Linked DNA regions of Homo sapiens: region 2 is linked to region 1. Evidence: read pairs that join two places in POLR2A ChIA-PET (ENCODE). Cell type or tissue: GM12878. All regions are shown on one strand. Each heading gives the region's core, and the rest is flanking DNA. Links, peaks and the distances in the headings are about the cores only. Region 1 has its middle 6.1 kb from the start of CD22. Region 2 overlaps FXYD5 (FXYD domain containing ion transport regulator 5).

Region 1 (10,832 bases), core at 5,492-7,991:
CAGTGAAGGAACTGCAGAGGGGTGCAAGGTCAGGCTGTGCTGGGTCAGGCTGCCATTTCAGAAAGAGAAGTCATTTGACTTGAGACCAGAAGGAAGTAAGGGAGGGAGCTCTGTGGGTTCCTGGGGAATGTGGGTCCAGGGAAGGCCAAAATCGAGTGCAAAGGCCCCTGGCGAGAATGTACTTGTTACCTTCATGGAACAAGAAGGAAAGAAGCATGCTTGAGTGGAGTGATGGAGCCAGAGTGGTTGCCCAAGGAAGCTCGATTACACAGGGCCTTGTAGGCCACAGGCAGGACTGGGGCTTGTTTGTTTGTTTCTTTGTTTGTTTGTTTTGAGGCAGAGTATCGCTCTGTTGCCCAAGGAAGCTCGATTACACAGGGCCTTGTAGGCCACAGGCAGGACTGGGGCTTGTTTGTTTGTTTCTTTGTTTGTTTGTTTTGAGGCAGAGTCTCACTCTGTTGCCCATGCTGGAGTGCAGTGGCACAATCTCAGCTCACTGCAGCCTCTGCCTCCCGGGTTCAAGCAATTTTCCTGCCTCAGCCTCCTGAGTAGCTGGGATTACAAGCATGTACCACCACGCCTGTCTAATTTTTATATTTTTAGTAGAGACGGGGTTTCACCATGTTGACCAGGTTGCTCTTAAACTTCTGACCTCAGGTGATCCACCCGCCTCAGCCTCCCAAAGTGCTGGGAATACAGGCGTGAGCCATCCCGCCCAGCAATGGAATTTAATCCTAGGTTTTTTTTTTTTTTTTTTTTTTGAGATGGAGTCTCGCTCTGTCACCAAGGCTAGAGTGCAGTGGCATGATCTCGGCTCATTACAACCTCCGCCTCCCGAGTTCAGGTGATTCTCCTGCCTCAGCCTCCCAAGTAGCTGGGATTACAGGCACGCACCACCATGCCCAACTAATTTTTAATAGACACGGAGTTTCACCATGTTGGCCGGGCTGGTCTCGAACTGCTGACCTCAAGTTATCTGCCTGCCTCTGCCTGCCAAAGTGCTGGGATTACAAGTGTGAACCACTGTGCCCAGCCAGGACTTGGGCTTTCAAAGAGCGCGTTGAGAAGCCGCTGGAGAAGTGAGTTCGGAGGGGTGTGATGGCAGGCTTGAGGCTTCAGAGGCCCACTGGCAGCTGCGTGGACAGTGAGCACAGGCTATCAGTGGAGGCAGGGACAGGGCTTGGGAGGCCCTGGCCATTGTCCAAGAGAGAGGAAGTGGAGATGGGGAGAGGGGTGGGGTCAGGACCCATTTTGGAGGAGGAAGTGGTGAGACTCACTTGAAGAGTCAAAGGTGACTCCAGCAGCTTCCTTAAGAGGTTGAAGAAAGCAGGAGGGGCAGGTTCAGTGGAGAACGCAAGAGTGATCTACTCCGGCCGAGTTCAGGCCCAGGGAGGCCCTCAGGGACAGGGAAGGCAGATGGCACCCCCTCCCTGGGAAATGCCAAGCCGAGGAAGAGTCAGAACACATGACACAGTGACTCAGAGAGATGGGGGCAGACGCTGAGATGAGGGTTGGCCAGGCAGGAAGGAAGGTGAGAAGGTCTCATGGCCTCACGTGCCAGTAGGGCTGGGCCACCACGTGTGGGAGGGAGGACACCCAGGCACCAGGCCATGGTCATGACACGGGTCTCTTTGTCCCTCCCGGTCTGCCAACCTCCTGAGTCACTCCTGACGGAGATGACTGATCCATCCCTGGCCCGCCTCCCACCCTGTCCCTGGGACAGTGCCTGGGGCAGGCAGCTCCATTATCCTCCTTGATGAAAGAGCTCCCAGCCAGCACTGGCCACTCCAGAGCCTCCTCCCCAGGTGGGTGATCATGCAGGGCTGGGCTCTTGCGACTGGCCGGGGGTAGAGATGCACCGCACTGCTGAGAAGTGCTTTCTAGGAGTTCAAGACCAGCCTGGGCAACACAGCAGACATTGTATGTAGAAAAAAAAATGTTTAAAAATAAGCTGGGCACAGTAGTGCATGCCTGTCATCCCAGCTACTCAAGAGGCTGAAGCAGGAGGACCACTTGAGCCCAGGAGTTTGAATCTGCAGTGAGCTATGAGTGCACCACTGCATGCCAGCCTGGGCAACAGAGTAAGACTCAGTCACTAAAAAAGAAAAAAAAAAAGATCGAATGTGGTGCTCATGCCTGTAATCCCAGCACTTTGGGAGGCCAAGGCGGGCAGATCATCTAAGGTCAGGAGTTTAAGACCAGCCTGGCCAGCATGGCAAAACCCCATCTCTACTAAAAATACAAAAATTAGCCAGGCGTGGTGGTACGCGCCTGTAGTCCCAGCTACTCAGAAGGCTAAGGCAGGAGAATTGCTTGAACCTGGGAGGCGGAGGCTGCAGTGAGCTGAGATCGCACCATTGCACTCCAGCCTGGACAACAGAGTGAGACTTGGTCTCAGAAAAAAAAAAAAAAAAAAAAAAAAGAAAGAAAAGAAAAAGGGGGAGAAAAAAAGGAGAAGTAGGCGAGCCTCTTTCTTTCCCCACTCTTCTCGCTCTCAACTCCAGGCTGCTCCTTAAACAGGAGGTGACAACCTCAACCTCGCAAATTAAAAAAAAAAATCTTTTAATTTTGAAATAATTATCACAGGAAGTTGCAAAGATAGAACAGAGAAGTCTGGCAGCAGCTGAGCCAAAGGCCCCTTCCCACCCTAGAGCTCGATCTGCCTGGGGAGCGGGAAGGAAATGACAGTTTAGTCCCAAAGGGCCTCTCTGTGAAGCTCAGGCTAGGGCTGAGTAGCCAGAGGTGGGTGAATTAATGTCTGCAGGGAGTGCTGGGTCAGCAGCGTAAGTGACAATGTCTGGAATAATGACAGCTCACTTTTACAGAGAGCCCGTTCCATAGCAGCCACCATGCAAAGTGCTGTAGGGGCTGGGGACCTGTCACAGCATAGCCCTGAAGTCATAACAGCAATCTTATTATCACCCTGGGAGGGAAACTGAGGTGATGTCACAACAAACACGTGGCAGACCTGGGACTGGAACCCGGGTCTTTTTACCACATGCTTGTCATGGGATGTGCGAGTTGCTGAGTGTGTCCTGTGTGTGCTGTCACCAGCCCGGTGAGGAAGGCACTATCATTGTTCCCGTCTTACCATCCTGGGCAGAGGTTGGGGGGTGAGGGGGACATAGCCAGGCAGGGAGTAGCCACCCAGGGCTCACAGGGACTCTGTTAGTTGCCTGCTTTCACTGCTTCCCTGGTAAAGGGGTGACAGTCAAGTCACCAAAAAAGGAGACCAACGACCTGTTTGAAGGAACAGGGAGGAAGAGTGAAAGCGCCGAGGCTGCGTTCTCAGGAGTCCTGCTCCTCCTCCCTTGCCTTCTCCACGCAGCCCTTGGCCTCCAGAAATCAAGACACGTCCACAAGCCCAATCTCCTCCTGTTAGAAGACTATGAGCCACACCTGGTGCTGTGGCCTGCAGAAACCTCAGCTACTCCTTCTAGGTGAGGAGCAGGAATTCAAGCCCCAAAGGGTACCCTCCCTGAGACCTTTGGGACCTGGCCACCTGGCTTGGAGTCCCCCATTGAGATTCCTGGGATTAAAAAAATAAAAATATACGGCCAGGTGCGGTGACTGGCTCCTGTAATCCCAGCATCTTGGAAGGCTGAGGAAGTGGATTGCTTGAGGACAGGAGTTGGAGACCAGAATGGGAAATGTGAGACCCCGACTCAATAAAAAATAAAAAATAAATTAACGGGGTATGGTGGCTGGTACCTGTAGTTCTAGTTACTCAGGTGGCTGAGGATTACTTGAGCCCACCTCAAGTTCAAGGCTGCAGTGAGCTATGATCACACCACTTCACTCCTTCCTGGGTGACAGAGCGAGACTGTCTTAAATTTTTTTTTTTTTAATAAGTATAGATTCACAGAAGTTGCAAAGATAGAATAGAGAAGTCTGGTGTACTCTTCACCCAGCATCCCCTGATGGTTACTTCTTAAGTCATTCAGGACAATATCAAAACCAGGAATTTGACATTGGTATAATGTGTGTGTACAGTTCTATGTCATTTTATCACATCTGGATGTATATAACAACAACTGCAGTCCAGATACAGAATTATTCTGTTACTACAAAGACCTCCCTTGTGCTACTCCCTTCATAGTCAGACACTTTCCCCTACCATCCCTAACCCCTGGCAACTTTTCATCTTCTCCACCTCTATCATTTTGTCATTTCAAGAATGTTATGCCTGGGCGTGGTGGCTCACACCTGTCATCCCAGCACTTTGGGAGGCTAAGGCAGGTGGATCACTTGAGGTCAGGAATTTGAGACCAGCCTGACCAACATGGTGAAACCCCATCTCTACTAAAATACAAAAATTAGCCAGGCATGGTGTTAGGCACCTTAATCCCAGCTACTCGGGAGGCTTAGGTAGAAGAATCACTTAAATCCTAGAGGCAGAGGTTGCAGTGAGCCGAGATCGAGCCACTGCACTCCAACCTGGGGGACAAGGGCAAAACTCCGTCTCAAAAAACAAACAAACAAAAAGAATGTTGTAACACATGTGATCCTTGGAGACTGGCTTTTTTCACTCTCTGTACCACTCTTCAGAATCGTCCAAGTTGTTGCCTGTATCCTCTTCATATCTCACTCCTTTTTATTGCTGCATAGTACTCCATGGCATGGATGTACCGTAATCTGTTAAGCCACTCACCTAGTGAAGGACGTATTGGTTGTTTCCAGTTTTTGGTTTTGCTTTTTTTTTTCTTGAGATGGAATCTTGCTCTTGTTGCCCAGGCTGGAGTGCAATGGCGTGATCTCGGCTTACCGCAACCTCTGCCTCCCAGGTTCAAGCAATTCTCCTGCCTCAGCCTCCCGAGTAGCTTGTGTTAGAAATGCTTGATTTTTGGTGCTGTAAAGAAATAGCACTTTAATGTAAATTTAATTTCTTCAGCAAGGCTAGTTTTACTTTCTGCAGAAAGGGTATACTCGCTAGCAGTTTTGCTACAAAAGTACACTGAACAAAGGAGACAGGGTCATTTATAACTTGATGCATCTACTTTATTGCTGTGTCTGGTTTCTATTGGCTGAAACGGGACCTCACATTCTGTATTTGTCTGGATTGGCTAGCAACTTAGAACTTTTTAAAAGAGGCAAAGGCAGAGGAGAACAAAGGAAGGAGAAAGTAACGTGGAATACTGAGAAAAGTAAAAACATTTCTAAATAAGGAAGAGGAACAGGCTTTGACTTAATGCTTTCTTGGACTAGTATAAGCATGCTAGGGCAAATCTTTAGGCTAAATTGTAGGATCTAAGAACATAAAGTACATTGATTTTTTTATTATGGCTAGTAGATATTTAAGAATGTTAGCACAGGTCTTTGAATAAATTTTGCTTCTAAGAGAAGTTACTATTTATTCTTAATTAGATGGGGAGGACAGTCTCTTTGAAAAGGAACTTCTACTTTACTATTTACACTGGGATTACCAGCATGTACCGCCACGACCAGCTCATTTTGTATTTTTAATAGAGACAGGATTTCACAATGTTGGCCAGGCTGGTCTCGAACTCCTGACCTCAGGTGATTGCCCTCCTTGGCCTCGCAAAATGCTGAGATTACTCCTGACCTCAGGTGATCGCCCACCTCGGCCTCCCAAAGTGCTGGGATTACAGGCGTGAGCCACCGTGCCTGGCCTGTTTCCAGTTTTTGGCTATTACAAACAAAGCTGCTGTGAATAATTGTGTGCAGGTTTTTATGTGGACATACGTTTTCATTTCTTAGGGATAAAATGCCCAGGAGTGCAATTGCTGGGTCATCTGGTAGGTATATTTTGTTTAGTTTTTCAGGAAACCGGCAAACTGTTTTCCAGAGTAGCTGGACCACTTTGCATCCCCACCAGTCGTGTGTGAATGTTTCAAGTTCACAGCATCCTCACCAGTGTTTGGTGTTGTCATTATTGGTTATTTAATTTTAGCTGTTCTAAAGCGGTATCTTGTCATGGGTTTCAATTTGCATTTCACTAATGGCTGGTGATGTGAGACATCTTTTCATGTGCTTATTTGCCTTCTATATACCTTCTTCAGGGAAAGGTGTCATCATGTCTTTTGCCTATTTTCTAACTGGACTGTTTTTTATTTATTTATTTATTTATTTATTTATTTATTTATTTATTTAGAGACAGAGTCTCACTCTGTCGCCCAGGCTGGAGTGCAGTGGTGGGATCTCAGCTCACTGCAACCTCCGCCTCCTGGGCTCAGGTGACTCTCCTGCCTCAGCTTCCTGAGCAGCTGGGATTATAGGCGCACACCACCATGCCTGCTAATTTTTGTATTTTTAGTAGAGATGGGGTTTTGCCATGTTGGCCAGGCTGGTCTTGAACTCCTGACCTCAGGTGATCCACTTTGCTTCCCAAAGTGCTGGGATTACAGGTGTGAGCCATCGTGCCCAGCCTGATTTTTATTTTATATATATATATATGTACACACACACACACAATATACATACACACACATATATGCACACATATGTGTGTTAAAGCTGTATGTAAAGCTGTTATATATTACATATATACTACATATATAACAGCTTTGCTGAGATATAATTCACATACCATAAAACACACCCATGTAAAATGTCCAATTGAATGGTTTTGGGTCTATTCACTGAATTATGCAACCATCACCACAACCAGTTTTAGAACATTTCATCACCCCAAAATAATCTCACATCCATTAGCAGTCACTCTTCATTTCCTCTTACCTTTCCCACCCCACCCCAGCCCTACGCAACCGCTACATCTACTTCTGTCTCTACAGATTTGCCTTTTCTGAATATTTCACGTGAATGGAATCATACAATATGTGACATTTTGTGATTGGCTTCTTTCACTTAATGTTTTCAAAGTTCATCCATATCCAGGCGCCGTGGCTCACGCCTGTAATCCCAGCACTTTGGGAGGCCAAGGCGGGTGGATCACCTGAGGTCAGGAGTTCAGGACCAGTCTGGCCAACATGGTAAAACCCCGTCTCTACTAACAATATGAATAATTAGCTGGGCGTGGTGGCGGATGCCTGTAATCCCAGTCACTCAGAAGGTTGAGGCAGGAGAATCGCTTGAACCTGGGAGGCAGAGGTTGCAGTGAGCCGAGATGGCACCACTGCACTCCAGCCTGGGCAACAAGTGAAACTCGGTCTCGAAAAAAAGTTCATCCATGTTGTAGTATCTATCAGTACTTCATTCCTTTTTATTATCAAATAATATTTTATTGTTTAGGTCTCCCATATTTTCTTTATTCATTCATCTCTTCATGGACATGTGGGTTGTTTCTGCTTTTTGGCTTTCATGAATAATGCTGCTGTAAACATTTGTGTTCAAGTTTCTGGGTGAACATGTTCTTATTTCTCTTGGTTATATATGTAAGAGTGGAGATGCAGGAGTGTATGGTAATTCTATGCTTAATCTTTGGAGGAACTGTTTTGAGACTTTTTTCCAGAGTGGCTGGACAATTTTATATTCACACTAGCAATATATAAATGATTTAGTTTCCATACATCTTTCCAGTATTTGATACTATCTTTTATTTTAGCTGTTCTTATAGATGTTAGTAGTGATATCTCATCATGGTCTTAACCTGTCTAAAGGCTAGTGATGTTGAATATCTTTTTAGATAATTATTTTCTATCCATATATCCCCTTGGGTGAAATTTCTCTTTATATCTTTTGCCAGTCTTCTAATTGGATGATTTGATTTTTTTATGTAGTGTTTCTATGTTGAATTTGAGAGTTCTTTATATATTTGTTCTAGATAGGAGTCCTTTGTCAGATATGTGGTTTGCAAATATTTTCTCTTAGTCTGTAATTTGTCTTTTCATTCTCTTAACTAGGTCTTTTACAGAGCAAAAAAAAATTAATTTTGATGAAGTTGGATTGATTTTTTTAGGGATCATGCCTTTGGTGTCATGTCTAAGAACACTTCATCAAGCTCTAAGTCTCACAGATTTTCTCCTATGTTATCTTCCAGAGGTTTTTTGTTTTTATTTTATTTTACTTTTTAATTAAGACAGAGTTTCGCTCTGTTGCCCAGGCTGGAGTGCAGTGGCAGGATCTCAGCTCACTGCAACCTCCGCCTCCCAGGTTCAAGTGATCCTCCTGCCTTGGCCTCCTGAGTAGCTGGGACTACAGGCACGCACCACCCAACTGGCTAATTTTTTGCATTTTTATGTGGTTGCTTTCGAGAATTTTCTCTGCCTCTTGTTTTTAGAAGTTTGACTATGATGTGTCTTGGCATGAATTTCTTTGGGTTTATCCTGTTTGTGATGCGCTCAGCTTCTTGAATCTGTAGACATATGTTGTGCGTGTGTGTTGTCAAATGAAGATAATTTGCAGCCATTACTTCTTGGAATATTTTTTTAAGGCCCACCCTCCTTTTCCTCCCCTTCTGGGACTTCAATGACAAAATGTTAGATCTTCTTTTATTATAGTTACTCATGTCCTTGAGGCTTTGTTCCATTTTCTTTCATCTATTTTCTTTCCATTGTTCAGAATGGGTAATTTCTATTGTTATACGTTTTGTTTCACTGCTTCTTTCTTCTATACTCTCCATTCTGCTATTGAGCCCATCCATTATGGTTTTTATTTCAGCTCTTGTATTTTTTAGTTGTATTTTTTAGTTCTAAAGTTTCCATTTGGTTCTTCTTTATATTTTCTATTTCTTTGCTGATACTTTTTATTATTTTATTTGTTTCAAGCACATTTATAATTTCTCAGTGAAACACTTTTATGATGGCTGCTCCAAAATCTTTGTCAGATAATTCTAACATCTGTGTCGTCTTGATGTTTGTGTCTGTTAATTATCTTTTGTTATTCAGTTTGAGAATGCCTGATTCCTAGTATGACAAGTGATTTGCCATTGAAGTCAGGATATTCTGGGCACTGTGTTATAAGATTCTGGATCTTCTTTAAATATTTTGTTTTAGTGGGCTTCCCTTTATACTGCTCCAGCGAAATAAAGTAGGGCACTGCCTGATTGCTTCCAGACAGGGATAAAAGTCCAGGTTCTCCATCCAGCCTTTCCTGAACCTGGGGGGTTGGGAGAGATGAGGCCTCCATGTTATTGTTTGGTAAGGGTAGAAGTTCAGGTTCCCCACTAGGAATCCATGACAACTCCCTGGCTGGGAGTGGGAGGGATGCTTCATTACTGCTCCCTATGTGGCTTTCACTGACACTGTGTGTGGCAGAGAGAGGGGGGTGCTTGTTACCACTGAGTGGTGGCGAAAGTCCCAACTCTCCACCAGGCCCCCTTTGACACTACTCCAATGGGGCCGGGTGGAATGCCTCATTTCTGCATTGGGGTGGCAGTGGATGTCCAGGCTGCCCACATGGTTTCCACCAACACCACATCGGGGGAGGGTGATCCCAGTGGGGAGGAATGTCCCAGCTCCAACTCTAGCATCACTCTGGCTGAGTATGGGAGTGGCCTAGGGTTCTTTGTTACAGCCTGGTGAAGGTGAATGTCTAGGTTTTCCATCCGGCCTTTGCTGACAAGGGTGATGATGGAACTTGGATGGAGCGGAGCAGGTATGGACTAAAAGAGCTCTGTCTTTCTAGGATGCCCCTTTCCTCGTTCTTTGGCTAGAAAAGCATAGTTTTGCTAGAACTTGTTCTGTTGGGACTTTTTCTTGTTTGTGCCCCTTGGCATTTTCAGTTGTTGGCTTCTCCAGTATTCAGCCTGAGATATATGAGGCAAAGAGAAATCCCAGGGAATTCACCACCATTCCTTAAGTCCCGAGGTTCCTAACCAGTCTGCTTCTCTCCATCTTTCAGTCTTCTTATGCTTGTCTTGTCACGTTCAAGGTTTTCAGTTATACTTGGCAGAATAAATAAATACATCTACTCCATCTTTCCAGAACATCACTGCTTTTTGTTCATTTTATTTATTTATTATTTACTGAGACAAGGTCTTACTTTGTTGCCTGGGCTGGAGTGCAGTGGTGCTATCATGGCTGACTGAAGCCTTGAACTCCCAGGCTCAAGCGATCCTCCTGCCTCAGCCTCCCAAGTAGTTTGGACCACAGGCATGGGCCACCATGCCCAGCTACTTTTCATTTTTTGCTTTTGTTGACTAGCCCCACAGAGTTTTGCTGTGTTGTTCAGGTTGGTCTCAAACTTCTGGCCTTAAGCAATCCTCTTGCCTTGCTCTCCCAAAGCGTATTACAGGCATAAGTCACCACACCCAGCCCTATCGGTGCTTTTGGAAGAAGGTGTTCTTCCCTCTCTCTGTTTCCCTCCCTATGGCCAGCTGCCCATAGAGGGCAGTGGTGCTGGAGTGAAGACCTCTCAGCGCATCCCTCTTCATCTGTAGGATGTGCATGGCTTCCAATGCTGTCTGTTCTGCTCCTGAGACACTCGCTGGCTACAGGATTATAAAGGTGATGAGGTTTCAGCCTAAAGACTCTCCATTCAATAACACTTCCTACAAGATATCTTTTTTGTTTTTTTGAGACAGGATCTGGCTCTGTCACCCAGGCTGGAGTGCCACAGCGCGATCTGCTCACTGCAACCTCAGCCTCTCGGGCTTAAGTGATTCTCCTGCCTTAGCCTCCTGAGTAGCTGGGACCACAGGCGCCCGCCACCACACCCAGCTAATTTTTGGATTTTTTTTTTTTTTTTTTTTAGTAGAGATGGGGTTTTACCATGTTGCCCAAGCTGGTCTTGAACTCCTGAGCTCAGGCAATCCACCCGCCTTGGCCACCCAAAGCGCTAGGATTACAGGCATGAGCCACCATGCCCAGTCCTACAAGATATCTTTTCTTTTTCTTTCTTTCTTTCTTTCTTTCTTTTTTTTTTTTTGAGACAGAGTCTCACTCTGTCACCCAGGCTGGACTGCAGTGGTGTGA
Region 2 (11,492 bases), core at 3,965-6,464, 160 kb before region 1:
ATTGGTGTCGGTTTTCTACTCAGCAGCCAGGAAACCTAGGCTCCCAGAGTCCCCAGGCATTACACAGTTAGGCAAAGCTGTTGAGCTGGGGTTAGTCCAAAGAGTTGGCAACATCTCAGCCTTGCCTGGAAAGTGTCTCCTGAAAGATGGGAACCACAGGGGGGTATTGATCGTTCTTTCTGTGTGGCAGGTGTGGTGTGTGTTAGGTCAGTTAGGCTTTGCCTCTGACAGTCAGTCACACCTGTTGTCTTGCCCATTTTACTGATGAGGAAACTGAGGCTCAGCGAAGGGAAGTGCCCTGTGTCAGAGGAGAATGGGTGGAGGAGCTGAGAAAACAACTGTCCTGCCTGCCCCCAGAACCCAGGGTGCATGCCCCACTGAAGGCGCCCTCATTTCTCCTTCATAAAATGATTTTCATATACTCGTTCAGTCATTTGACAAATATTTATTGAGCACCTACTATGTGCTAGATATTCTGTGCACTGGGGAAACAGCACTGAATAAAACAAGAGGTCACACTCTAGTGGAGAGAGACAAGTTAGTAAATTATATCGTGTGCTAGGAGGTGATACGTGCTTGCAGAAAAGTAGAGGTAATGAGGATTGTTTAAACTGGGTGGTCAGGGAGGGCCTCACTGAGGAGGTGACATTTGGACCAACAAACACTTGGAGGAAATGAGGGAATGAGCTTTGCAGGTGTCTGGGGGCTGAGTGTTGTCTGGTGTGTTTTAAGAATAGCAGGCAGGTGGGGTGGCTGGGTTGGGATGAGAAGGGGCAGAGTGGGATGACGAGAGGACAGAGAAGTGATGGGACCAGATGGAGGAGGACTTACGGGCCACGTGAGGGCTTTGCTTTTATGTGGAGTGAAGTGCAGCCAGGGCAGGGCTCTGAACCAGGCGGGCCCCGACCTGACTCAGGTGGTCCCAGGCTCCCTCTGGCTGCAGGTTGGAACAGACTGTGGGGGCGGAGACAGGAGCAGGGAGCCCAAGAAGGAGGCTGCTGGGATGTCCAGGCTGGAGGGTACAGAGGCAGGACCAGGATGGGGGCAGTGGAGTTATCCAGCACTGACCACATGGTAAGCCGTGTGGGAGACCCTTTCCCTGCTCTGTGTCATTTCACCCTATCTACAGCCCTGTGAAGTAGATTCAGTTATTATCCCTGCTTTGCAGATGAAGCAACTGAGGCTCAGAGAAAGGACTTCACTTGTTCCAGGTCACACAGCAAGAAAGTTGTTGGGGGCAGGATTTGAAACCAGGGCCCAGGCTCACCCTAGCACCTGGGCTCACTAGACTAAACTGACTTTCCCATCCCACAGGGATGGGCGGGGAGGGGGACTAGAAGAAGGGTTCCCAGGCATTGGCATAGCTGAAAACACTTTCAGAATTATGGATTGATGCAGCCAAAGCTGAGTGATTCCACCAGCAGACAGGACCCCTAAGGTTTCACCAGGGAGGCGAGGGCGGGGGTGGTGAGAGGAGGGGGACCAGGCTCCCTCCTGACTTCTCATCCTTGATTCCCCAGGACAGACGTTGAAAGATACCACGTCCAGTTCTTCAGCAGACTCAACTATCATGGACATTCAGGTCCCGACACGAGCCCCAGGTGAGGAAAGGGACACATCTATCAAGATCCTGTCATTGCAAATAACAACAGCAACAAAAATCCCAAACTTGGACCAAACAAGGGAATTTATGGATTTATGTAACGAAAAAGTCCAGGTACAGACCTTCAGGCATGGCTTGATCTAGGTGCTCAAATGATGCTATCAGAACCTCTCTCCACCTCTTGGTTCTGTTTTCTCTGTGTTGGCTTCATTTTCAGGAAGAGTCTCCTCTCATGGGGCCAAGATGATCCCTTGAAGCCTGGGGCTGTCATCCTGTCTGCTAAGAATCCCAGCAAGAGAATTTCCTTTCCCCAGTCCAGCAAATGTCCCAGAACTGAGTTATCTTTGGCCAGGCTCAGGTCGTATCCCTGAGCTGGCCACTGTGGCCACAGGCATAGAAAGCTGATTGGCCAGGCCTGGGTTCCATGTCCAACCTCCACCAGGGCTGGTGTCAGCCCCGCTGAATAAAGTGGACCAAGAGTCAGGGAAGGATGGTCCCTAAAGGAAGTTCTGGGGGCTTTTATCAGAGCAGGTGCATTTGGGAAGCTGAGTTAAACATGTTTTTTTAGGCAGCACTTCTCAGAGTCTTGAGAAAGACAATTTGCAGCCAGCATCTCGAAGAAGGAGCTGTAGTGTGGCATCTGTGGGACGTAAGGTCCCAAAGAAGGGGACATATTGGTTACACATTTCGGCAGTTAGCAAATGGCTGGATTAATTAAGCCATTTCTATTACATTAAAGTTGAGTTGCTACGGGAATCTCTGGCATCTCCACCCATAGACCTTGCCCACTTCTTTTTCTCTCTCCTTTTCTCTCCGTGACTCCTTGTTTCTGGACTCCAGATGCAGTCTACACAGAACTCCAGCCCACCTCTCCAACCCCAACCTGGCCTGCTGATGGTGAGTAGTGCAGGGGCAGGCGGCGGGGACAGGACCAAGACAAACAAAGTTTCCCCTCTTCCTCTGACACTATAGGTCTTTGGTTGCCCATTTCAGTCCCTACTCCCAGCTCTGAATGCCCTGGTTTACTCTGGGTGGGGACAGCCAACTCCATTCAATTCTTTAGAAAAAGAAAACCAAAACGCTTTTGAAATTGTGAAATTAACATGCATATAGAAAAATACAAAACCCATAAATTTACAGTGTAATAACTTACTCTAAATTGAATCCCTATGTAACTACCAACCGGGTCAAGGAGCAGAACTTTGCAAACACCCCCAGAAAGTCTCTGTGTGCCAGTCCCATTTATTTCTTCCTTTCATCTCTTTTTTCTCTGATCCCTTTTTTGAATTTTTTGAACAATTTTTGGACGTTTTCTTGAAGTATAATTCAAAAAGTGCTCCCGGCCAGGCACAGTGGCTCATGCCTATAATCCCAGCACTTTGAGAGGCCAAGGTGGATGGATCACTTGAGCTCAGGAGTTCTAGACCAGCCTGGGCAACACAGTGAGACTCCATCTCTACAGAAAAATACAAAAATTAGCCGAGTGCGTTGGCGTGCTCCTGTAGTCCCAGCTACTCGAAAGGCTGAGGCAGGAGAATCACTTAAGCCCAGAGGCAGAGGTTGCAGTGAGCCAAGATCTTGCCACTGCACTCCAGCCTGGGCAACAGAGCGAAACCCTGTCTCAAAAAAAAAAAAAAGTGCTCCCTGATTTTTTCAATCGATGTTTAAAGACACAGTAGTACAAAAACACATTCTGCCTGGAAAGAATAAAATGATTGTAGGCAAAACTAAACCCCTTTGTCACCTCCCCTCCCCAATCCTCGTTCTCTCCCTCTGTCTCTGAGAGGTCCCCACTGTCAGCATTGGGGTAGGTCCCCAGTGATACCACATCCCATGTATATTACTTGGAGAAAATGCACTGACTGTGTGCTGTGTTTGTGTGAGCTTAAGGAGACCTTATGATTGTTCTGCAGCTTGCTTTGTTTCTTCGTGCAGTCGTATGTTTGGAAGTTCTTCTCACATCACTGCATAAAGACTTGTTTTGTTTTCTCTCCTGCCTGGTATTCCACAAGGCGCCTATATCACAGCTTATGGAGTCACACACTTCTTGATGAACATGTTGGCTGTTTCCAGCTTTTTCTGTCTACACACAGCACCACAATGAGCAACTTTGTCCCTTCCTCCTTGAGCAAACGCACTTGGAATATGTACTGACTATGTGCTGGTCATGGTTCTAAATATTTTGCGTATGTTAACTCATTCAACCTTCACGCAAACCCTAAGAGGCAGAAATTACCATTGTCCCCATTTTACAGACAAGGAAACAGAGGCTGTGAGTAACTGGTTCAAGGTCTCACAACAAGTCAGGGACGCAGCTGGAATCGAAGTCCAGGAATCTGGCACCAGAGCCTGTGCTTTTATCCAAGACAATACAGGGCAAAGGACATGCATGCTTAATGTTTTAAAATTTGCCCTCCTGCCGCCCAGGCACAGTGGCTCATGCCTGTCATCCCAGCACTTTTGGAGGCTGAGGCGGGTGGATCGCTTGAGCCCAGGAATTTGAGACCAGCCTGGACAACACAGCAAAACCTATTCTCTACAAAAAGTACAAAATGATTAGCTGGGCATGGTGGCATGTGCCTGTAGTCCCAGCTACCTGGGAGGCTAAGGCGGGAGAATCACTTGAGCCCAAGAGTTCAAGGCTACAGTGAGCTATGATTGCACCACTGCACTCCAGCTCAGGTGATAGAGTGAGACCCTGTCTCAAAAATAAATAAAAGTAAAAATAAAAGTTCCCCTCCCAAGTGACTGTACCCATTTCCTAACCCACCAGCAGTGTGCAGGAGTGTCCCCCTTCCCAACCCTACAGTGACACTTGGTATACTGACATTTTCAGGTTTTGCCAGCCTCTTAGGTTTTTTCTGAGATGGAGTTTTGCTCTTGTTGCCCAGGTCGCTGTGCAATGGTGCAATCTCGGCTCACCACAACCTCTGCCTCCCAGGTTCAAGCAATTCTCCCTCAGCCTCCCGAGTAGCTGAGATTAGAGGCATGAGCGACCACGCCCAGCTAATTTTGTATTTTTAGTAGAGACAGGGTTTCTCCATGTTGGTCAGGCTGGTCTCGAACTCCCGACCTAAGGTAATCTGCCCGCCTCGGCCTCCCAAAGTGCTGGGAATACAGACATAAGCCACCGCGCCCGGCCCCAATTCTCTTTCCCCAGTGACTCTTTCTTATCCTTCCCTCCTTGCTCTCCTGACCTGAATAGAAACACCACAACCCCAGACCCAGACCCAGCAACTGGAAGGAACGGATGGGCCTCTAGTGACAGATCCAGAGACACACAAGAGCACCAAAGCAGGTATAGCATGGGACTGAGAGCAGCAGCCTACGATTTTTGTTTAATTCTCTATCTAGGTCAACATTTCCCTCAGTACGTTTCTCAGTGCCCCTGTTTGGGGAATTGTTAATACATTTAAAAAAAATGTTTTTGGTTTGTGGTCAAAGTTATTTGGGGAACCCTGAGTTAAAGTTAACCATGTTTCTTTGTGGCAGGACTTCTGAGAGTCTTCATTAAGCTAATTTTCAGCAAAGGATCCCCAAGGGGCAGCGTGCAGTATGCAGTGTTTCCCTAACTGATAGACTTTGGAACTTTCTTTCTGTCAGTTCCCCTCGGAGGGCTGGGGCTATAGAATGTGCCTGTGGATATTTCTTTTTTGTACATCTCCTTAATGTTAGAGCAGGAGCTTTTCAGTTGCAAAATATAGAAAATTCACCTTAAACACACACACACACACACACACACACAAAAGAATGATTGGCTATATAAGTTCTGGAAAGTCCAGAAGTAGCCAACTTCAGGCATAGCTGGATCAAGGCGAGTAAGCACTGTCATGAGTGCTTTGTTCCCTCTCTTGGTTCTGTTGTCTTCATTCTCTACTAACTTCTCCCCTCTTGATGGCAGAGATGGTCCCATAGTTCTAACTTTAGGTCACATACGTGGTGGCTAGAGAACAAAATCTTTCCCATTATTTCTAGCCTGAGGCCTAGAATTGACTCTCATTGGTTCAGCTGGAGTCACATGCTCATGTCTGAACCAATGAGAGCCTGAGAAATGAGCTGCTCTCATTGGTCAGGCCTGAGTCTTGTGCCCCACCCTGGGGCTAGAGAAGAGGCTCAGCCAGCCATGCCTGAACCACATAGACCAAGAGTCAGGGAAGAGGGGATTTTCCTTTGGACAAGTGAGTTAGTATTACCAGAAGGTGTGGGAAAGGAGACTGAGCTGAGATAAGGCAACAGATCGCCTCTAATGCCTGCGTGATGATCCTTATTTGAGGGGCAGCCCCACACTGGAAAGTGTTGTAGAGTAGGCCACTCCCAGAGAGACATGTACAGTTGTGCAGACTGGGTACTGAACGAGAGCACCACCTCTCGGGCAATGCCATTCCCTTTGTCGGTCTTTATAATTGTTCCAGTTTTCTAGTGATAGCAGCAAAGCATCTCATTCTTACAGAATCTATCTATTAAAACAATCCTACAATGGATGGAAATAAAGTGCTTTACAGAAGGGAACTTTTCTAGTTTGTACAAAAGTGCACCTGTAGGGGTGGGGGATAGCAGCTGTGTCCACACTTATCAATGATAAAGCATTCTCACATCACTGCATTAATTTACTGAGTCTTTGCTGACCTGAGTTGCTCTATGTATTGGTCCATGTTCCTGGATATATGTGACAGAAATTCATCAAGGACAAATGGCTGTCACTGCTGAGCCTCTGGGTTGCCTAGAGGCTGGGCATGAAAGCCCCCAGGGCCTCTCTTCCTCCTCTATCTTTGCTTCTCTTCCACCTAGGAAGGAAATGGCTCATGTTATTTGAGCCTCCTAGCTCAAAACTTCCAGACTTCACCTAGGGTTTTAATCTGCTCAGGTTACGATAACAAAATACCACAGACTGGATGGCTTAAACAATAGGAATTCATTTCTCCCGGTTCTGGAGATGGGAAGTCCAAGATCAAGGTGCCAGAAGGGTTGGTGTCTGTCGAGGGCTCCCCTTGGGTCACAGACAGCCATTCTCTTGCTCTGTCTTCACCATGTCCTCTCCATGTGTGGGTGGGCTTGTGAGCTTGAAAGCAAGCTCTCTGGTGTCTTCTTATAAGGGCACTAATCCCATCATGAGGGCCCCACCCTCATGATCCTATCTAACCCTAATTACCTCCCAAAGGCCCTCGCTCCAAAATACCATCACATGGAATTTGGTGGGGTGGATAGAATTCAGTCTATAGTACCTAGCTGTCACTCAATATCCCTACTTGGGATTTCAAAGGTCTCAGGGAAGGACCAGACTGAGGTCACAAGCTTCCTTTTGTAGCCTGGGTTATAACTGGGGAAGGGAGGGCAATGTCTTCCCACAAAGAAAGGGAGAGCTGTTCCAGAAGGAGGAAGAGTGCTGAGCAGACAGTAATAGCAATGGCTGACTTTTGCTGAGAGCTTGTTCATGCTGGGCACTGTGCTAAGCTTCTGTGTATTCAGTCATTTGATGCTTGTGATCATCCTGTGTGGTGGGAACTGTCATTACTCCCATTTTACAGGAAAAGGAACTGAGGCCCAGAGAGGTTACTCAGCTTGCCCTAGGCAATACAGCCAAGAGTGGCAGAACCGGAATTTGAGTCCAGACTGTCTCACCCCAGGGTGCATGAGCACCACACACCAGTATGGCTGTCCTTCGCATTCCTGTGGTCTCTGCCGTGGATCTGGCTTATACCTTCCTCTGGGCAATGCATTCCCTGAATATCTTGTAATCCTTGGTTGCCAGTTCCTATTTAGGGTGTGGGGCACTGAGATAATTCCAGGGAACTTGGGTTTCACGAGGGAGCTTCTCTGTCTGCTGGCTTCTTGTTGAGGCCTCCGATGTGGTGTGGGGGCACTTCTCAGTGCTTGGGGGAGGCCTTTTCTTTGGAGGTACTGATTTTTTTTTTTTTTTCAAGAGAAGAATCCTTTGGTATTTTCGGTCTGGGGGCAGAGGTGATATTCAGAATAGTTTTGTTGTTGTTGTTGTTTTTGAGACAGAGTGTTGCTCTGTTGCCCAGACTGGAGTGCAGTGGCGAAATCTTGGCTCACTGCAATCTCCACCTCCCGAGTTCAGGCAATTCTCCTGCCTCAGCCTCCCAAGTATCTGGGATTACAGGTGTGTGCCACCAGGCCCAGTTAATTTTTGTATTTTTAGTAGAGGCGGGGTTTCACCATGTTGGCCAGACTGGTCTTGAGCTCTTGGCTTCAGGTGATCTGCCCGCCTCAGTCTCCCAAAGTGCTGGGGTTTACAGACATGAGCCACTGCACCCAGCCAATATTCAGAATGTTTTACAAGTTTCTCCAGACTATGTAGCTGGGTCAGAGTCCTTGGCAGGTGTTGCCCTTTCGTTCCTTTATCTCCTGGATTATAGTGTGGGCCAGAAGGTCCTAGGAGAGGGGTCTGGAGTCCCTCGGGGATTGAGGCAGATCAGATAGTCGCAACCGGGGCTATGTGCTTATTTCAGCATTTCAATGCCTGTCATTACTTATTGCCTCTAGGTGTGGAGTAGGGGGGATGCCTGACCCTGCACACCAGCTGTGTAGATGTGGGAGAGGGGTTTCTTCCAGATGCAGACTCTCAGTAATATCCCTTGTTTCTGCCTCCATGGCTCACTCCTGCCCTCCACTGATCTGGCCACTCTCTCAGCTCATCCCACTGATGACACCACGACGCTCTCTGAGAGACCATCCCCAAGCACAGACGTCCAGACAGACCCCCAGACCCTCAAGCCATCTGGTTAGTAACTGCCTCCCCAGACTGGAAACAGGCTATTTTCTGTTCACTGTGTATTTCCAGCACCTGGAGTACAGCCCAGCACAGAATAGTTCTCAGTAAAGACGTGATGGGAAAGTAAATGACTTCAAGCCAGGCAGAGGGTGGGCACATGATAAATGTCTGAATAGATAAGTGAATGCATAAATTATTGCTGCATACAAACCACCTAAAAACTCAGTGGCTTAAAAGGATAACCATTTATTTAGCTCTCATTTCTGCAATTTGGAAATCTAGGGTGTGCTCAGCTGGCTGGTTCTTCTGGTTTCAGCTGGACTTACTCATGCGTCTGAGGTCAGTTGTGGGTCAGCAAGGACCTCTGTTTCTAGGGGCAATTTGATTCTTTCCCTGGTGATCTTATCCACCACTTCCTGCCCAGTCAGCCCCCCAGTGAATGAATGGAAATGATACGCCCATGGGTCACATAGAGAGCCCATTCATCCATTCATTCAACAAATAGTCACTGAGTACTTGTGTGCTAGGCTAGTTCTAGGGGACAGAGATAGAGTGGTGAACAAGCCAGAAAAAATCTCTGCCCTCATGGAACTACTATTCTAGTGGTAAGAGAAACACAACAAGAAATAATCATAATTATGTATCAGTTGATTTCAACTTGCTATCAAGAAAAGTAAAGTAGGGTTAGAGAGTGACTGGGGAGTACAGGTTGAGTATTCCTTATCCAAAATGCTTTGGACCAGGAGACTTTCAGATTTCAGATTTTAGAATATTTGCATTATACTTACCAGTTCAACTTTCCTGACCCAAAAATCTGAAGTCCAAAATGTTCCAGTGGGCATTTCCTTTCGGTGTCATGTCAGACTGTTACTGGAAAGGGGTTCCGATCCAGACCCCAAGAAAGGGCTGTTGGATCTTGCACAAAAAAAGAATTCAGAGAGTCCATAGAGTTTATTTAGAAAGTAAAGGAATAAAGAATGGCTACTCTATAGGCAGAGCAGCCCCACAGGCTGCTGGTTGCCTGTTTTTATGGTTGTTTCTTCGTTATATGCTAAACAAGGGGTGGATTATTCATGAGTTTTCTGGGAAAGGGGTGGGCAATTCCCAGAACTGAGGATTCCTCCCCTTTTTATACTGTATAGGGTAACTTCCTGATGTTGCCATGGCATTTGAAACTGTCATGGTGCTGGTAGGAGTGCCTTTTAGCATGCTAATGTATTATAACTAATGTATAATGAGCTGTGAGGATGACCAGAGGTCACTGTCATTGCCATCTTGGTTTTGGTGGGTTTTAACTGGCTTCTTTACTGCAACCTGTTTTATCAGCAAGGCCTTTATGACCTGTATCTCGTGCCGACCTCCTATCTCATCCTGTGACTAACAATGTCTAACCTCTGGGGAATACAGCCCAGTAGGTCTCAGCCTTATTTTACCCTATTCGAGATGGAGTTGCTCTGGTTCAAACACCCCTGACATGACATCAAAAAGTGTCAGATTTGGGGACATTTTGGATTTTGGATTTGGGGATTAGGGATAGTCAACCTGTATTTCATATACAAAACCAGGGAGGGCCCCACTGGGAAGGGAGTGAAGGAGGGAGCCATGCGGATGTCTAGGGAAAGTGTGTTCCAGGCAGAGGAAACAGCCAGTGCAAAGGCCCTGAGGTGAGAAGGTGTCTGCATGTTCAACAGCAGGGAGGCCAGTAGGGCTGGAGTGCAGGGAGTGAGGGGGATAGGAAGGAAATGAGATTAGAGGAATAATGGGAGCCAGATTGTGTGCCATGGTGAAGATTTTGGGTTTTGTTCTAAGGGTACCCAGGTATCCCCCTTTCCTGACTTTGCCATTCACGTATTCACTTCACAAACCTTTGCTGAACCCTGACTTGCTCTTTGTCTGCCTCTCCAGGTTTTCATGAGGATGACCCCTTCTTCTATGGTAAGTTATCCACAGGAAGATGTGGGGGAAGGAAAGGTGAGGTCCGTCTGACTCTACCCCTTCATTTTTCTCTCTGCAGATGAACACACCCTCCGGAAACGGGGGCTGTTGGTCGCAGCTGTGCTGTTCATCACAGGCATCATCATCCTCACCAGTGAGAACTGGGGTTGGGTGGGAAGGACACCAAGACCAGGAGGGGGACTTATGACGGAGGGCTGGGTTCTCAAAGGTCCCTGGGCAATTTTGTTTTAAATGAGGTATCTATTAGCTGCATATACATACAAACCACCACAGAATTCAGTGGTTTAAAATAATGACCATTTATTGAGCTCTCAATACCACAGTTTGGAAACATAGGCTGGGCTCAGCTGGGTGATTCTTCTGGTCTCAACTGGATTTACTCTTGCATCTGAGTTCAGTTGTGGGTCAGCAGGAAACTTTGTTTCTGGGGTGCCTTGGCTCTTTGCCACATCATCTTATCCTTCACTAAGCTAGCCTGGGCTTGTTCGCATGGTGGTGGCAGGGATCTAAGATAGAGTGAATGCATGCAGGCTCAGAACTGGCCATTATCACTTCTGCCTCATTCCATAGGTCAAAGCAAGTCATGAGGCTGGGTTTCATTCAAGGAAATAGACTCCACCTCTTGATGGGAAGATAGGCAAAGTCACATGGCAAAGGACATGGATACTGACAGGGAGGGGTAGAGACTAAGGGCCATTTGGCGGTCAGCATACCACCCCAGCAGTCACAAGCCCACTGCACCCAGGCCTGGCAGGGAACAAGGGCTGAAAAAGGCTGTGTCAGGAGGAGATAACTGAGGATTAAATGCCTCATGGAACAACCCCACCCACTCAATCCAGCAAGAATAGAGGCTTGAAGCAGCCAGAGTAACTACTCTTTTAAGAGCTTAATGTTTCTGTAAAATCTTTTGGTACTCAAATGTTGACAGCTGTGTTGATCAGGGTCATGGCAGGTGGCAGAAGGACCTGCAAACGATTAACTGGAGAAAGTTTAATAGAGTGATATCTCTGGAGGTACAGGCAGGGCAATGAGATGGTGCAGTGCCCTAGGACTAGCAAGGATGGGGACCTGTTATCCCCCAGCCTGAGGGACAAGAGGAGGCACTGGCTTTGCAGGAGGCCTGGTGAGAGATGGAACTGGAGGTGGGGCTGCTGGCAGGAGCTGTGGCCTCAGAAAGAGGGTTCCAGCCACTGCCTCACT

What was found. ChIA-PET counts read pairs that join two places held together with the same protein. Peaks named below come from ENCODE experiments on the same cell type or tissue, not always from the same donor. Only the 100,000 strongest peaks of a DNase experiment are listed, where the experiment ranks them.
Region 2: POLR2A ChIA-PET joins it to region 1 with 5 read pairs; 4 of 35 experiments call an interaction of 5 or more read pairs at or near these places.

The regions. Positions count from the first base shown.
Region 1 is chr19:35,317,628-35,328,459 of GRCh38, forward strand. No RefSeq gene overlaps it. Among named protein-coding and RNA genes, the nearest start is that of CD22, 6.1 kb to the right of the region's middle. RefSeq lists an enhancer at 1,418-1,597 and a silencer at 5,822-5,881. In GM12878, for the core only: no CTCF peak of the experiment used is centred there; DNase peaks (open chromatin) are centred at 5,944 and 6,664; H3K4me3 peaks cover 673 bases; H3K27ac peaks cover 837 bases.
Region 2 is chr19:35,155,901-35,167,392 of GRCh38, forward strand. FXYD5 (FXYD domain containing ion transport regulator 5) reads left to right here. Exons shown (of 9, transcript NM_014164.6): 3 at 1,521-1,601; 4 at 2,444-2,500; 5 at 4,809-4,901; 6 at 8,256-8,345; 7 at 10,242-10,271; 8 at 10,351-10,425. Among named protein-coding and RNA genes, the nearest start is that of FXYD5, 6.9 kb to the left of the region's middle. In GM12878, for the core only: no CTCF peak of the experiment used is centred there; a DNase peak (open chromatin) is centred at 5,071.